Regions from separate parts of the Mus musculus genome. Here region 2 is linked to region 1. Evidence: chromatin loops called from intact Hi-C (ENCODE). Cell type or tissue: heart. All regions are shown on one strand. Each heading gives the region's core, and the rest is flanking DNA. Links, peaks and the distances in the headings are about the cores only. Region 1 holds the start of Rcn2 (reticulocalbin 2). Region 2 has its middle 30 kb from the start of Gm31529.

Region 1 (5,379 bases), core at 270-5,269:
TTCTGTAGGGCAAAAGATTCTGTCAATAAGGCAAAAAGGCCACCAACAGATTGGGAAAGGATTTTTACCAATCCTAAATCTGATAGGGGACTAATATCCAATATATACAAAGAGCTCAAGAAGCTGAACTCCAGAAATTCAAATAACCCCATTAAAAATGGGGTACAGAGCTAAACAAAGAATTCTCAACCGAGGAATACTGAAGGGCTGAGAAGCACTTGAAAAAATGTTCAACATCCTTAATCATCAGGGAAATGCAAATCAAAACAACCCTGAGATTCCACCTCACATCAGTCAGACTGTCTAGGATCAAAAATTCAGGTGATAACAGATGCTGGCGAGGATGTGGAGAAAGAGGAACACTCCTCCATTGCTGGTGGGATTGCAAGCTTGTACAACCACTCTGGAAATCAATCTGGCGGTTCCTCAGAAAACTGGACATAGTACTACCGGAGGATCCAGCAATACCTCTCCTGGGCATATATCCAGAAGATGTTCCAACTGGTAATAAGGACACATGCTCCACTGTGTTCATAACAGTCCTATTTATAATAGCCAGAAGCTGGAAAGAACCCAGATGTCCCTCAATAGAGGAATGGATACAGAAAATGTGGTACATCTACACAATGGAGTACTACTCAGCTATTAAAAACAATTAATTTATGAAATTCTTGGGCAAATGGGTGTATCTGAAGAATATCATCCTGAGTGAGGTAACCCAATCACAAAAGAAGTCACTTAATATGCACTCACTGATAAGTGGATGTTATCCCAGAAACCTAGAATACCCAAGATACAACTTCCAAAACACAAGAAAATCAAGAAGGAAGACCAACTCGTGGATACTTCATTTCTCCCTAGAATAAGGAATAAAATATCCATGGAAGAAGTTGCAGAGACAAAGTTTGGGGCTAAGATGAAAGGATGGACCATCCAGAGACTGCCCCACCCGGGGATCCATCCCATAATCAGCCACCAAACGCAGACACTATTGCATATGCCAGAGGGATTTTGCTGAAAGGACCCTGATATAGCTGTCTCCTGTGGGGCTTTGCCAGTGCCTGGCAAATACAGAAGTGGATGCTCACAGTCATCTATAGGATGGACCACAGGGCCCCCAATGTAGGAGCTAGAGAAAGTACCCAAGGAGCTGAAGGGGTCTGCAACTCTATAGGTGGAACAACAATATGAAGTAACCAGTACCCCCCAGAGCTTGTGTCTCTAGCTGCATATGTAGCAGAAGATGGCCTAGTTGGCCATCATTGGGAAGAGAGGCCCCTTGGTCTAGCAAACTTTATATGCCCCAGTACAGGGGAAAGTCAGGGCCAAGAAGTGGGAGTGAGTGGGTAGGGTAGCGGCGGGGGGAGGAGGGTATAGGGGACTTTTGGGATAGCATTTGAAATGTAAATGAAGAAAATATCTAATAAAAAAAATTCCAGTCTGGCCCAAGAAATTTTTGTAATCATACCCACACAGTTTTCAGTTTGGAACAGGATTCCTGCTCTCAATCCAATAGTTATGAGATGTGAAAGACAACATCCTCCCTCAAAAAAAAAAAAAAAAAAGTCCTTTTCTATTTTTCTATACAACTATCCTTTCCCACACCCCCATGGATGAAATTACATTATTTAATTCGTGTTTTACAACTATTTAAATGTCTCCTTTAAAAAAAAACAGAAAAGAAAAAAATGTTGCCTATTTTATAAAAGCTCAAAGAGGTTAAGGGCCCAATACTTTAACCAGGTCATATGAATTGAACATCAGATGCAAACATTTGGCTGCAATTCCTGATACTGTATTTCCTGCTGTGGAGAAATTAACTAAGGCACACTGAAGCCTGGGAAATGGATACTGCTGGTCTGTTCTGATTTCTTTGAGATATAATACTGTGCTGTTTTGCACCAAAATCTCCAGGCTCTCTCTCCCACTGATGGAAGCCAGGACAGACTCACAGAATGGCCAAAGAACTTCCCGCCATGAATGAGACTGAAAGGAAAAGGCAAAGTGCTGTGGAATTGGGGCTATCTTCTCAAGGGTACGGCGGCAAAGGTGAAGGGGCCCGCAGGGGTCCCGTGGCCCCAGCAGCTGGCTCGCCTGCAGATTCTAGTAGGAGGCAATAGCAAGGTCCCGCCCCCAGGGTAGCACGACCCAATCAGCAACAGGTATAGCGCTCTGGACCCGCCTCCGCCCCCGCGGCCATATAAGGCAGGGCCTGGCGGGCCTCAGCAACGCAGTAGTCGACAGACTTCAGGCTGGGGTGTGGAGCCCCGGCCACCGCCGCCACTGACGACCCCCGCCCCCCACATGCAGCGCCGCCCCTCTGTGGCTGCCCGTGAAGCAAGGCTGCCAAGCCCCGGCTCCGCCTGCCTCCCTCCTCGCGGCTTTCTGCGTCCTCGCCGAGCGGGCGCGATGCGGCTGGGCCCAAGGCCCGCGGCGCTAGGACTGCTGCTGCCGCTGCTGCTGTACGCCGCGGTGGCTGGCGCCAGCAAGGCGGAGGAACTGCACTACCCGCAGGGCGAGCACCGGGCGGACTACGACCGCGAAGCGCTGCTGGGTGTCCAGGTGAGGATACCAGGCTGGGTACCGCATCGCCATGGGCTTTGTCCTGTGACAAAGCGGGACGACCAGAGAGAGAGGCCTTAGCAAGAGCGGCCTGACAATGGGGTCCGGGCGGGGCTCAGCTTTCGCTCTAGGAGACCCTGAGGCCTGTAAAGCTGGTGGTACTGTTGCAGTTCCAGAACAAGATTCTTTCTATTCCTGGATCCAGGGACAGGATTACTTAGAGTGGTAGTGGGGGCGTATTGAAGAGAAGTGTGGGTCATCCTGAAACCACTGGGGCAAATGAGGCATGTGGTAGCTCTGTTTCCTTCCACCATCACGCCCCACTGATTGTAATGCTTGATTCTCCTGTGTGTGGTTTCCCTCCCAAAAGGAAGACGTCGATGAGTATGTTAAACTTGGCCACGAAGAGCAGCAAAGACGATTGCAGTCGATCATAAAGAAAATTGACTCGGACTCTGATGGCTTTCTTACTGAAAGTAAGGACTGACTTGCACCACCAACAATGGAGAAAGCCCTTTGTAGGAAATTAATGTACATTTAAAAAAAAAAAACTGTTGTCTATTGAATTCTAGTAGATTGCTGGTGTTCTAACAAGCTAAAAGTAACTGTGATATGGAAAATAGTTCTTATGCCTGGAAGGTGGGCTACAAGTAAAATCAGTGCTTTGATGGTATGTAAATGTTACTGGCCCTAAGAGAATAAGTTTGCCAGTCATACCTTGAGACAGACTCTTCCTCACATCACTTTTCTCATTGTCCATAGTATGGTTCATTTTAGAGACACTTGCCCAAACCTTTCTTAGCACATCACATGATACAACATTCCTTCAGTATGTAGGAATTTTAAGAATCTGCTTTTATTAGTTTATTATAACAATTAGCAAATAGAAACATCCCATCAAATGTGAATTATATCGAAACATTAAAAAAAATGGTGCTAATGGGGACTTAGAACCAGCTTATCTATCTCTTCATAGAGTTGAAGAAAGTCACATTCAGGAGGGAAAACCTTATTTTTAAATAAATGGCAAACCCAGGAGTGGAATTCAGCTCTTAGCCTTAATTCAATTTTTAATGTTCTTCATTCAAAACAAACAACAAAAGAGTGCTCTTAGGTATGTTCTTAGGCAGAAATGGAACGTACAGTGTAAAAGAATATTCTAAATAAATTACTAGCAATTTCTTCCTCAAGTGAACCTTGAATCTATCAGAATTCTACCTATACTATCAGGTATTCTGGGTTGATCTTTTGAAGGTTCAGAATCTGTCCTTGTGACAGCAAGCTGTTTGTGGTGTCTCTCCTTTTAGTGTTGGTCAGCATCCAGATAATGAAGTTACGGAACAGGGAAATGCTGTCAATAAATAGTCACATTGGTGCCCTCAGGCTTGTTCCTGTTAAACCATGATGAAATCTCTAAGCTAATAGAAGGATAGTGGTCTGCCTTGTTTACAAATGGAGTTGATCTAGAAGACTTTAGTACTTGTTGGGGTCTAGATGTGCTTAAATAGTCTGATCTTCATTTTATAGGTAAAGAGTTTGAAAGGTAAGCTATGGTTTAGGGCCAAGCTGCAATGTGAGCCTGTGCTTCTGGTCCCTGATACATTCTGCTTCCTACTAGGCTCCACTAAGTCCTTTAAGGTAGAAGAAACACTCGTTGTGCTTAAGGAAACACAAACCTCTGGAGGACCCTTAAGAGAACGTTACTGATTTGAGTTTTGAGGGCCAGAGCTTGGAGTCTAAAGCTGGGCCCAAAGGCCCTGAGGCACACTTAAACCAAAAAACGCAGACCAGCTTGGGCAATAAGGAGAGACCCACAACTTTAAAAATAGTAGACGTTCTCAAGAGGTAACAAAACACCATTGTTAGAGCTCTGAAGCCAAAAGCAGGTGAGGGTCTATAGACTCTTAGCTGTGAAACCTTGGGCCTTTCTGAACCTCAGTTTTATTAACTGAAATAGTGATGATTATAAGTTGGGTCAATGGATGGTTGCATAATAAATATTAGGGTCTTGGAGTGGGAAGTAGAAATCATCTGTGCGTGTCTATGTACCTGAGCCTTTATAAGCCAGCAGAGAAGCAGCGGTCTTTAGTCTCTTGATGCACATTACCTTTAAGCCAAGTGCTGTACACTCATGCTCTTCTTGCAAATATTCGTTGTAACCTCCTTACCTATCTTCTATAATGCAGTGTAATAATTGCCTCTACGAAGAAATCATGAATCTGAAAAGGGGCATTTGAAATTTTTGAACTTGTTCTCTATGCCTTCAGGCACCAAGAGAATACCGGCAGTTATACAAGAAGGACAGAAATTATCATTACTACTTTGTTGAAATTTCTTCCACATGCAATGATGCTTAACAGAACTATACTAGAGCAGTATTTCTCTGCCTTCAGGGGCTTGACTACTGTTCACGATTTAAACCATGTCTGCTAACACATCTTGATTAAGGTGTGGTGGGCCCAACTGCAATCAGTCCCAACTCTTGAAAGGCAGAGGCAGGAGGATTCTAAGTTTGAGGCCAGTCTGATCTATGTAAAAAGTTCAGGTACATAGCGAGACCTTGTCTTAAAAAAAAAAAAAATTTTTTAAAAAGCACACACTGTATGTGTATATAAAATATATATGTACATATATATTTTTTATTCAACTCATAAGTTAAAGAAAAACTTTAACCTTTTATAAATAATTTTTTTCTAAAGCATTCAAAATTGTATGCTTCTTAAGAGACATGATAATTCCAACATCCTTGGACTCTTCCACTCTGCCAGCTCTCCCCATTCCTTATTTTTATTAATACTATTGGGACACTTTGTCAGG
Region 2 (5,379 bases), core at 58-5,057, 510 kb after region 1:
ATGCCTGAGATTTGGGGGAGGGGGTAGGGTGGGGGACATTTTCCTTTTAGTCACCACACCAGTTTTATTTTTCAAGGAAATGTCTGGGAACTGGCAAAGGCAAGCAGTCCCCTCTTGCCAGGAATCTCCAAAGGGTGGGGTTCATGCCTGCTCCTCCCTCGAGCCCAGAACCTTCCACTGGGCTGTGAGATGGCTGGGTGGAAGAGCCCCTCCCAGAACCACAGTGCAGTAGGCAGGGAACTGAGCAGGGAGAGAATCCAGGCCTGTTTCTGCCTCTCTCCAGAAGAAATGCAACACCCCAGCTCAAGAATGTCACAAGCCCAGGCCAAGTCTTTGCCTTAGGAGGTCATCTAAATGGCAATCCTTTGGGCTTGCCCAGGGGGCTGTTTGTACACAGTGTGGACGCGCAGGTGGTCCCCACAAAAAAACTGGAAGCTGTCTGCTGGGATTCTGTGAGGCTCCATCTGCATTGCTGATGAAGCCTCTGAGAGACTAGAGTGAAAACAGGGTTTAATTTTCACAAAGGCCAATTCAGAGGCACGTTTCCGGTCCTGCCCAGAGAGCCAGCATCTGTGTGGGAGAACGTGATTCTTAGCTGGCCAGAGACCACACAGGTCCTGCCAAAGTCAAAGGGGTGCATACACGTGCCTACTAGCAAACTCCCTGTATACCCGCGTGCACACCCACACTTAGATAGAAGAAGGTCTGGGCCTAGATCTGAGTCAGGAAAATGCATCTATTCTGTGAGACTGAACCCATGGGCCAGTGGGGAGTTAGTGCACTTTGGAAGGGGGGCTTCTACCCCAGCCTTGGTAGCTCAGGGAGGGCTTCCCGGAAGAAATGACTCCTCACAGAGCGGCACAATCTAATGTAGCAACCACCAACCATGAGTATCTATTTACGTTCAAATTAATGAAACCAACTTCAAATTCAGTTTCTCAGGCTAGGGAGGCGGATCTAAACTGCTTGAAAGGCAAGCGTGGAGACCTGAGTTCAACCCCCAGCATCCATGTAAATAAAACCCACAGGCTCAGCAGTGTGAATGTGCACTCTCAGCGCTGGAGAGGCGGAGAGGGGATGTATGGGGTTTACTGGCCAGCCTGTCCAGTTGAATTGGTGAGTTCAGGGTTCAGTGGGAGACCCTGTCTCAAAAAACCAAGTGAAAAGCAATAGATGAAGATGCTTACTTGATGTTGACCTCTGGCCTTTACACATGTATACAAACAGACACACACACACACACACACACACACACACACACACACACACACGTGCTTCATTCGTGCAGTCACTCTTTTAAATGGCCAGTGGTTACCTCGTTGGATAGTGAGAGAAAGAATGCACCCTTTGCCAGAGGAAAACTTAGATGTCAGTTCCATGAGGTCAGGGAAAGGTGTCCCTGTCCTGTGGAACAGTTTCAAGATTTAGAGGGGTTGGAACCCCGAGCACAGGTGTGAGGAGGACGGGGTTCACAGGGCTGCACAGCAAGAACTCAGGCGGCAGAGGCAAGGTCAGGTTTCTTCACTTGAAGTTCGCACTTGGGGAAATGGCCTTCTAGGGCGGGGGGTGGGTGTGTGTGTGTGGGGGGTGTGGTACCTACAGGATGCGGACAGTCATTAGTGTTGTGTTTTATAAAAAAAGAAAAAGAAGCCAGGGATAGGTTTGGTGGAGGAGCTGGGATGGTGTGGAGGAAGGGGGTGCCTCGGCCGGCCCATGCTGAGGCACCCCTTTCCCCTTAGAGACCAGGGACACAGGGTATAATATAAAATAGAGTTTATTCAGGGCATGGGAAGGGGAGAGAGAGAGAGAGAGAGAGAGAGAGAGAGAGAGAGAGAGAGAGAGAGAGAGAGAGAGAGAGAGAAGGGAAATGGGAAGAGAAGGGACAGAGGGGAAAGAGAGGAAGGGAGTAAGAAGAGCAAGAGAGTGAGGAGGGGCCAAGCAGCCCCTTTTATAGTGAGTCAGGCATACCTGCCTGTTGCCAGGTAACTGTGGGGTGGAGCCTAGAAGGAATACCAACAACTAGCATCTAGGGCAGCCAAGAAGAGAGGAGGGCTTGGCTTGGGCTTATGCTGGGAGGGTCTGGGCACTCGGGCTTGAGTGTGGGGTGGTTGTGTGGTCCTCAAAGACAGAAGAGGGACCTGGTGTGGCCTAGGCTGGTGGAAAGGGAAATCACCTGGCAGGTGGAAGAAGGTGCCTGGTCCCCTGGAGAATGCCAGGGTGGGAGGTACTGACTGCAGGTATCAGAAAGGGACTGGTGTGGGATTTCTGCAAACACCAAGCTCCAGAGTTCCCAGCAAGTAACAGAGCACCTTGGGAAGCAAAGGCTAATGGGTGGTCATGGGGCTTGTGTGCGAGAAGACTGAGGGAGACAAGGAGCCCGAGAGGCCGCTTAGGATGTGGGAACAACAGCTGTCACTCTACGCAAGGTTGCTGTAGGATGCAGGGCAATGTCTGGCTCCAGAGGTGACAGAAAATGAATGTGGTAGTCAAAGAAAACAGGGCCACAACCCCTGCCCCTGCCCCTATTCCCATAGGCTCTTCAACCGTGGGCCCTTCTTCCATTTTCCTGGACACTCCCAGGTCTGTATCTCTCTTGAATTGTATGGGTCAGCAGCAGAGGTGTCACATGGGATTTCTGAGATCAGGCTGTCAATGCGTTATGACTTCTGCTCTATCTGGAACACTTGTCTTGGAGCCCAGCGTGTAAACGCCTACTAGAGGAAGTCTGGGCCGGCTCAGAAGCTCCTCGGCAGGTTTTCTGGGGGAAACCCAGCCCGTTTGAGTGTATGGACAAGTTTCTGCATGATCTTGACCACAGGCACCGAGGCCCCAGATGTCACACAGGAGAATAAACTGTCCCTTCTGGGACTTGTCCAAATGCCTGACCTGTGGGATCCATGAGCACAGGGACAGGGGCATTGTCTACCCTGCCTCATTTTGGGGTGTAGCGACTAGGAAAGAGGCAGGAAGCAAACAGATGCGTCTGCGGGCAGTGCTGGGGACCTAGCATTAACCAGATGTGGGATGGAGACTCAAGGGCTTGGGGGAGGGGAGGGGTGACTTTGTCTGGTCAGAGGGTCAGGCAGGTGAGGTAGAGCAAGCTCTGCCGCTCAGGGGCTGGCCATAGGATGGTGGGGACTTGGGTGAGGCAGCTTCTGGTGACAGCAGCGAGGTGTGTCTTACACCTCTGTATTCAGTTCCTTGCTTCCCCCTCCCCCACTTAGCCAGCTGTCTCTAAGCCTTGGTTTGCAGACCTGGAAGATGGTAGCATCTGTCCCTCTCTGCTTTGTAGCAACCACCAGGGGGGAAAGTCTCTTAACAAGAGACCCTTCCCTGTATATGACTTAAGTGTTGTAATAAAAGACAAGATTGTTTGCATAGTTCTATAGATAACAGAGACTGAAGTGGGAAAGGTAGGGGCATGACCAAACCCTCAGAGGACTAGCCTTTGGTTTGTGTCCCCTAAGTCTCTCTTCACAACTCTGTCCTTTCCTGGATCCTAGCAGGTAGGACAGCTGACTTGCTGGGGCCCAGGCTGGAGTCCCATATGGCCCTGTGCTGTGTCAAGCATGATTCTTCAGCCCCAGCTCCTCAGAAAGCTCTTGAATTCTAAAGACCCATAGGCATTGTGGACCTGAAAGTGAGATCAGCTGTGGAAATACCTGCCCTAAGTCACACACACACACACACACACACACACACACACACACACACACACCATATACCTATACCATAACATACACACACACACACACACACACACTACATACCACCCTCCCACAACCCCTCACACCACAACACTCACACAAATATCATACACACACACACACCATACCATACCACCCCTCTGCACAAAATGCCATACCCCTTCCCTACCACCACCCCACACATGTACCCCATATACCATACCCCTCCCTCCTCATCATACACACACACACACACACACACACACACACACACACACACACTTCTTCTTTTTCTTTTTCTTTTTTTCTTTTCTTTTTTGGTTTTTCGAGACAAGATTTTTCTGTATAGCCCTGGCTGTCATGGAACTCACTCTGTAGACCAGGCTGGCCTCGAACTCAGAAATCTGCCTGCCTCTCCTCCCAAGTGCTGGGATTAAAGGCATGCACTACCACTGCCTGGCTAGACACACATGAGAATGCATACACATACCACGCACTACCCTCCCACAACCCCTCACATAACAACACCCCCCAAAATACCATACACACACACACACACACACACACACACACACACACCACACCACTCCCCCACCATATACCATACTCTTTCCCTATCACCACACCACACCACACACATACCCCATGTAGCATAACCCTCCTTTACCACACCAACCGCCCCCCACAACACACACACCCTACGCGTGTCCCACCCTCTTCCTGGGTTCCTGGCTGTGTGCTCCCCCTTTCACCCCCAAGCCTGCCGGGCTTGGATCTGCTGCCCTCCTCAGCATCTGGTTCCTCCTCAGGATGTAATGCTGTTGCCCCTAGCAACCGAGTTTCAGCCTGATCCTCTTCCCTCCTCCCTCTTTCTGGACCTCTGCTTTCTTCCTCCCTTCCCCCAACCTCAGAGCCAGTGCCCAGACCCAGAACTCTCCCAGAAGATCATGTGCCAGCTTAGTGACCAGCGAAGCTCTCTGATCTTCCCAGTTTGCTAAGCAACTGATGACCACGGTCAGTACTCTACCTGCCTGGCTGACTTGGAACTAAGGTAGCTGAAGACTAGTGCTGGAGGCACGAGGGGTGTCCTAGACTTGCAAGTGGGGCTCTCTGCACACCCAGGCACAGAGTCAGCAACTAGAGAGAAGGCGGTTGACTCCAGAGATAAGAGAGTTCCCCGGCCAGGAGGTATGCAAGAAGAGGCTATCTAATGAGGATGGTGCTGGTATGGCTCAGGGCATTAAGACAGGCAGCCCTCACATGCCTGGCTGTCCCTTTCAGCCATAGTTTTTTGTTTTGGGTTTTTTTTTCTCTTCCTGTCTCCACAGTCCCTTCTTTCTCTACTCTCTCGCCTCCCAGATGAGTCGCAGAGAGGACAGCTTAGGGAGAGGCTCTTGGAGAAAATGACATCATCAACTTCAGGGTAAGCCCAAGGCTGGGAGCAGGGAGACATAGCAGGACATAGCAAGACAGTGGCCACCAGACCCAGCACTTTCCTGCCTCGCTCCTTTCTTTTCCAGACACCCATAGCTACCCTGCTGCCCTGCCCTACTCTCTCCCACTCGGGCCTCCTGAATGGCCTGTGGTGTCCAATCTGCCTGTACCCCTCTCAGCCTCCTCATACTCTTGCCCGGGTCCCTGCACTGCTTCTCCCTCTCCTGCGGGATGCACTGCCCTGCCTTTCACCAGGATT

What was found. A loop is a pair of places that touch in the nucleus more often than their neighbours do. Peaks named below come from ENCODE experiments on the same cell type or tissue, not always from the same donor. Only the 100,000 strongest peaks of a DNase experiment are listed, where the experiment ranks them.
Region 2: a loop joins it to region 1, with 2.0 times the contacts of the local background. A loop is called at or near these places in 1 of 42 quality-filtered maps.

The regions. Positions count from the first base shown.
Region 1 is chr9:56,039,643-56,045,021 of GRCm38, forward strand. Rcn2 (reticulocalbin 2) reads left to right here and starts at 2,203. Exons shown (of 7, transcript NM_011992.2): 1 at 2,203-2,562; 2 at 2,933-3,038. The coding sequence starts at 2,410. In heart, for the core only: a CTCF peak has its summit at 2,162; a DNase peak (open chromatin) is centred at 2,199; H3K4me3 peaks cover 2,150 bases; H3K27ac peaks cover 1,587 bases.
Region 2 is chr9:56,547,216-56,552,594 of GRCm38, forward strand. No RefSeq gene overlaps it. Among named protein-coding and RNA genes, the nearest start is that of Gm31529, 30 kb to the right of the region's middle. In heart, for the core only: a CTCF peak has its summit at 2,711; DNase peaks (open chromatin) are centred at 206, 536, 2,736 and 4,606; H3K27ac peaks cover 1,144 bases.